2 separate regions of the Homo sapiens genome follow, and region 2 is linked to region 1. A link is an interaction called in ENCODE POLR2A ChIA-PET data of the cell type or tissue named here. Cell type or tissue: PC-9. All regions are shown on one strand. Links, peaks and the distances in the headings refer to the core of each region. The heading gives the core; the rest is flanking DNA.

Region 1 (2,903 bases), core at 293-2,792:
ATACCCAGCCCCTGCGGTCTCCACTGTTTGCTCAACTGGCCTCTGGAAACTTGTTCTTTCAGCAATTGGGCCACCAGTAAAATGGCCTCAGACTTTAGGTAATGTGATCTGTGAGTACTGCAACTGCAAATGACAGCCTACCACACCCTCACAAGATACAGTCAGCAAGCTGCTGAGCAAAATATCTGTGTCTGTTCAGGCGAGAGGGGCCCTGGTGCTTCCCTAGGAAGGAAAGACGATCCATCAAACCCTCCAAGATCAATGGCAATCTCTGCTCTAACTCTATACCCTGCACCACATTAACATTCTGTTCCACAATACCATCTGCAAAGATCGCAGAGCAGGCCCTTCTGTAGCCAGTTTTGGCTCCTATTATGAATAATTCTTTTTTTTTTTTTTTTTTTTTTGAGACGGAGTTTCACTCTTGTTGCCCAGGCTGGAGTGCAATGGTGCGATCTCGGTTCACCGCAACCTCCACTTCCCAGGCTCAAGCGATTCTCCTGCCTCAGCCTCCCGAGTAGCTGGGATTACAGGCATGCGCCACTACGCATTTTGTATTTTTAGTAGAGACGGGTTTTCTCCATGTTGGTCAGGCTGGTATCAAACTCCCGACCTCAGAAGATCTGCCCGCCTCGGTCTCCCAAAGTGCTGGGATTACAGGCGTGAGCCACCACGCCCGGCCTAAATTCTTAGCTGGTTTGTAAAGTGTTCTCTTGGTACAATTTATCAGCCTGATTAGCGCTGGTTGAAAAAAATAAAATATGCCCTATATGGCCCTATAAAGCTAAATGTTAGATCACAGATTTCTTTTTTTTTTTGTTTGTTTGTTTTTGAGACGGAGTCTCGCTCTGTCGCCCAGGCTGGAGTGCAGTGGCACGATCTTGGCTCACTGCAAGCTCCGCCTCCTGGGGTCACGCCATTCTCCTGCCTCAGCCTCCTGAGTAGCTGGGACTACAGGCACCTGCCACCACGCCTGGCTAATTTTTTGTATTTTTCACAGAGATGGGGTTTCGCTGTGTTAGCGAGGATGGTCTCGATCTCCTGACCTCGTGATCCGCCCACCTCGGCCTCCCAAAGTGCTGGGATTACAGGCGTGAGCCACCACGCCTAGCCCACGGATTTCTTTCTTTCTATTTTTATTAGAGACAGGGGGTCTCACTGTCATCCAGGCTGGAGTGCAGTGGCACAATCACTGCTCACTGTGGCCTCAGCCTCCGGGGCTCAAGTGATCCTCCTACTTCAGTCTCCTGTATAGCTGGGACTATAGCCACGCACCACCAGGCCCAGCTAATTTTTGTTTTCTTTTTCTTTTTTTGTTTTGAGAGACAGGGTCTCACTATGTTACCCATGCTGGTGTTGAATTCCTGGGCTTAAGCAATCCTCTCACTTTGAGACCATGGATTTCTAGTTCTGCAGCAACACTCCTTGCTTTTAACCAATCTCTCGTCAACTTTTTTTGCTCAAAAATACAAAAGCAGGCCAAATGCTGTGGCTCATGTCTGTAATACCAGTACTTTGGGAGGCTGAGTTGGGAGGATCACTTGAGCCCAGGAGTTCAAGACCTGCGTGGCAACATAGTGAGACCTCATCTCAGAAATAAAAAATTAGCCAGGCATGGTGGCATGCACATGTAGTCACAGCTACTTGGGAGGCTGAGGTGAGGTGGGAGGATTACTTGAGCACAGGAGGGCGAGGCTGCAGTGAGCTATGATTTTGTGCCACTGCACTCCAACCTGGGCAACATAGTGAGACCCTGTCTCAACAAAACAAAACAAATGCTTCTCAGTTTTATACTTTTCCTTTCTCCTTTTTAAAAAAGAGTATATATTTTCTTGAGACAGGATCTTGCTCTGTTGCCCAGGCTGGAGTGCAATGGCATGATCATAGCTCAGCAATGTTGAACTCCTGGGCTCCAGCAAACCTCCCAGTCAGCCGGGCGCAGTGGCTCATGCCCGTAATCCCAGCACCTTGGGAGGCCAGGGAGGGCGGATCACAAGGTCAGGAGATCAAGACCATCCTGGCTAACAAGGTGAAACCCCGTCTCTACTAAAAATACAAAAAATTAGCCGGGTGTGGTGGCGGGCACCTGTAGTCCCAGCTACTTGGGAGGCGGAGGCAGGAGAATGGCATGAACCTGGGAGGCGGAGCTTGCAGTGGGCCGAGATGGCGCCACTGCACTCCAGCCTGGGTGACAGAGCAAGACTCCGTCTCAAAAAAAAAAACAAAAAAAAAATCCCAGAGTCTCGCTGTCATCCAGGCTGGAGCACAGTGGCACAATCATGGCTCACTGCAGCCTCAACCTCGCAGAGCTAACTTTTTTATTTTTAATTTTTATAGAGAAAGGGTCTTGCTATGTTGCCCAGGCTCATCTCAAACTCCTGGCCTCAAGCAATCTTCCTGCCTCGGCCTCCCAAAGTGTTGTGATTACAAGTGTGAGCCACCGTGCCTGATCTAAAAAAAAAAAAGAGTCTTATTTGAAGGAGTAACACAGAGTACCAAAAATTAAAAGATAACTGGAATTAGGTTAGGTTGCCTTCAATCTTTATTATCTGAGCCAAGAGTAGGGTGACAACCATCCTCAAAGATGGTCTCCATTCCTGCCTCTTAACGTTATGTAGATCCCTCCCAACTAATAGAGCTAGCCAGTGCAACCAATAAGATTTATGAAAATGACTGAGTGTGACTTCTGGGATTTTCGCCTTGCTCTTTCTGGGATCATTCAGTCTGGAGAAAACCAGCCACCATGTTGTGAGGATACTCCAGCAGCCAGCCCTAGGGAGAGATCCATGGGGCCAAGAATTATTGGCCAGCATCAGCCTGCCAGGCATGGGAGTTTAAGTCACCTTGGAGGTGGGACCTCCAGCCTCAGTCAGGCTTTCAGATGACTCTAGTCCACATAGAGA
Region 2 (2,903 bases), core at 255-2,754, 200 kb after region 1:
TTAGGAATTGATGGGTGGTGACTGAGGCTGGTCACTCTGTGGTCTGGTGCACTTTCCCACTGCCCCACTCTGGGTAGGGGTGGAAGGGCCCCTGCAGAGAAGCACCAGCTTCTGTTTTCCCATGAGTGACTCCCCTCCCTCCAATACTCACTAGGGGACTTTCCATAAGCCAGGCTGTGTGATTTGGCCCCTGAGATATTCCTGGTTGGATGAGAAATCTTGGGGAGACTCCAGCCTTCTCAGGCACAAAACTCCCAGAGTAGAGAGCTCCCTCTGGACTATCTCTCCTGCCCTTGGCCTCAATTTCCTGTTCTGCTACCTGGTCCAGGAATCAGGACCTCAGTGATGAAACTTGGCTTCTCCCAGGCTGCAGAGTCCTGCTGGGGTGTGAGTCCTTGCTCATGGCTCATGAAAGTTCAACATATGCTTATGGCTTCAATATTGGGCCAGATTTCACTTCCCACCTTGGCCTTCCCAAGGATGAATTGTGTGGTCCCATGTGTTGGTGATCTCAGCATGAACTGCAAAGGAAGAAGAACTCATGTGCATTTTTGCGCAGCTGGGTGCCGCATCCCATGGCTGCCCTTGGAGGGTCTCCCTCTTCATTCATGTCTCTGCTAAAAGGTCACCTCCTCCTGGAAGCCCTCCCTGATTCTCTGATTTATTGGATTGTCTGATTTATTGGATCATTGCCTGTCTCTTTACGTGATGTGATACCTTTGACAGCTGAGCACTCACTGTTGCATCCCCAGTGCCTGGCACATAGTAGGTGCTCAAGAAACATATAGTTGCATGAACAGCCCTGAGAGGCATAGATTTTTCTTTTTATTTTATAACTGAAAGAAGCCCTGAGAATCAGAAAGGTTAAGGGGTTAACTCCCAGCATCCCTGCAAAGCCTGGAGCCAGGAATCTTAAAACAAGTCTACTTAAACTTGAAGGATTGTATAGGGATTTCCTGGGGTTCTATTAAGATGCAATCCTGAGTTAGTATTTCTGGATTGGGGCATGGGATTCTGCATTTCCTGCCAGCTCTCAGGTAATGCTCATGGCGCAGGTCCCTGGACCACACTTTGAGTAACTGAGCCTTACAGTTAAAGTGCATGTTGCCAGCTCCTTCCCTTCACCTCCTCTTTTTGAGGCTCTTTCCTCTGAAGACTCCTCCTCTGTCCCCCTCTAAAGCCCCTCATTCCACATCCCATCTCCCAAATGCAAAATCTGAGCTCACAGCAATTTGGGAGGCCGAGGTGCGCAGATCACGAGGTCAGGAGTTCGAGATCAGCCTGGCCAACATGTGAAACCCTGTCTCTACTAAAGATACAAAAAATTAGCTGGGCGTGGTAGTGGGCGCCTGTAATCCCAGCTACTCGGGAGGCTGAGGCAGGAGAATCGCTTGAACCCAGGAAGCAGAGTTTGCAGTGAGCCGAGCTCACCCTCCATCCCGTCGCGCCAATGCACTCCAGCCTGGGTGACAGCGCAAGACTCCGTCTCAAGAAAAAAAAAAAAAAAAGCCTGAGCCCAGGAGGGGCAGTACTGCCCATCATCAAAGCAAGGACAGAGCAGAAGGAGACTCCACTCAGGGTCCCCTGGCTCTGCCTTCCACTGTCTCGACCTCGTCTGCTCTCAGCTTCCCTCAGCGTTACCCTTCACAGGCCCCCTCTGTCCTCCTATGCTGAGCCCAGCATCCAGGTTGCTTTCCCAGCTGGTCTCGTTATCTCCAGAATCTGACCCTGGGTAATCCCCAGTGGTGCTGCATTCTTTGTTCCTGCTCCTGTCAGTCAGGTCTCAGCCTAGGTCCTGGGCTGCTGGGAGGCAGGACTTGAATTCCTGCCAGGCTGGCAGTGGAGGGCAACAGGCTTCTGTCTCTGAATCTCCTAAATCTGCACTGAGAAATGGTGCACAGCATTCTCCTGGCCCACATTTGGAGGGGAACTTGGGGGATGTTTTGGGAGAAGGCTTGGCCTCACCCAGCTCACCTGGCATCTGAACACTTCATTCCTTTACCTACCTTCCCCTGGTCTTGGAAAGGCAGGGTGGCTGCACATTTTGGGGCTCAGATCACCATTGGCTGCCCTCCAACTTACCCTCTGCCTTACATGAGAGGTACCAAGGACTGAGTGGCCATGCTCGGTCACCCTGAATTGGTTCTTCTACAGTTATGGTCCCCACCAGTCCCCGGGTTTTGGTTGGCTGCCCTGGCACAAAGGAGGCATCCAGGCTGTGAGGATTGGCTAGTCCAGCCCCGCCCAGCCTCCTGAAGTGTTTCCTAGATCTGGGGCCAGGAGCAAAAACCTCCTGGCAAAGGAGGAGAGGAGGTTGTGCGGGACAACCTTCTCCTGACAGAAGGTGCCAGGCTGGGGGTGGCAGGGCTGGATAGGGAGGGGCACTGCCCAAGACTGGGATGGCTCCAGGGAGCTGGCCCTGGTGATGGGTGCTTGCAGGTAACCAGAGGTCAAGTTGGCTGGTGGTTCTAGATGAGGCTGTCTGGTTTCTGGTCTCTAGTTTCCTTGATCTCTAATTTTGTGTCACTTCTCCTCTCCCCTCTCCCTTGGCCTCTTCCCCTGAGATTCCCTGAATCTCCCTCCATGCTCTTAACCATGTTTACCCATCATTGGTCCTGGAGCTCCCCAGCCCCTTTCCTAGGCCTCAGGACCTCACCCTCCATCCCGTCTGCCCTGCAGGATGTCGCTGCTGAGCCTGTCTTGGCTGGGCCTCAGGCCGGTGGCAGCATCCCCGTGGCTGCTCCTGCTGGTGGTCGGGGCCTCCTGGCTCCTGGCCCGCATCCTGGCCTGGACCTATGCCTTCTATCACAACGGCCGCCGCCTCCGGTGTTTCCCGCAGCCCCGGAAACAGAACTGGTTCTTGGGTCACCTGGGCCTGGTGAGTGGCAGGAGGATGGATCTAG

Evidence for each region. Peaks named below come from ENCODE experiments on the same cell type or tissue, not always from the same donor. Only the 100,000 strongest peaks of a DNase experiment are listed, where the experiment ranks them.
Region 2: POLR2A ChIA-PET joins it to region 1 with 5 read pairs; 2 of 35 experiments call an interaction of 5 or more read pairs at or near these places.

What each region holds. Positions count from the first base shown.
Region 1 is chr19:15,413,675-15,416,577 of GRCh38, forward strand. All of the region lies in intron 1 of AKAP8L (A-kinase anchoring protein 8 like), which reads right to left. Among named protein-coding and RNA genes, the nearest start is that of AKAP8L, 3.9 kb to the right of the region's middle. RefSeq lists enhancers at 364-865, 866-1,365. In PC-9, for the core only: no CTCF peak of the experiment used is centred there; no DNase peak of the experiment used is centred there.
Region 2 is chr19:15,612,937-15,615,839 of GRCh38, forward strand. CYP4F8 (cytochrome P450 family 4 subfamily F member 8) reads left to right here and starts at 2,282. Exons shown (of 13, transcript NM_007253.4): 1 at 2,282-2,344; 2 at 2,680-2,878. The coding sequence starts at 2,681. In PC-9, for the core only: no CTCF peak of the experiment used is centred there; a DNase peak (open chromatin) is centred at 1,775.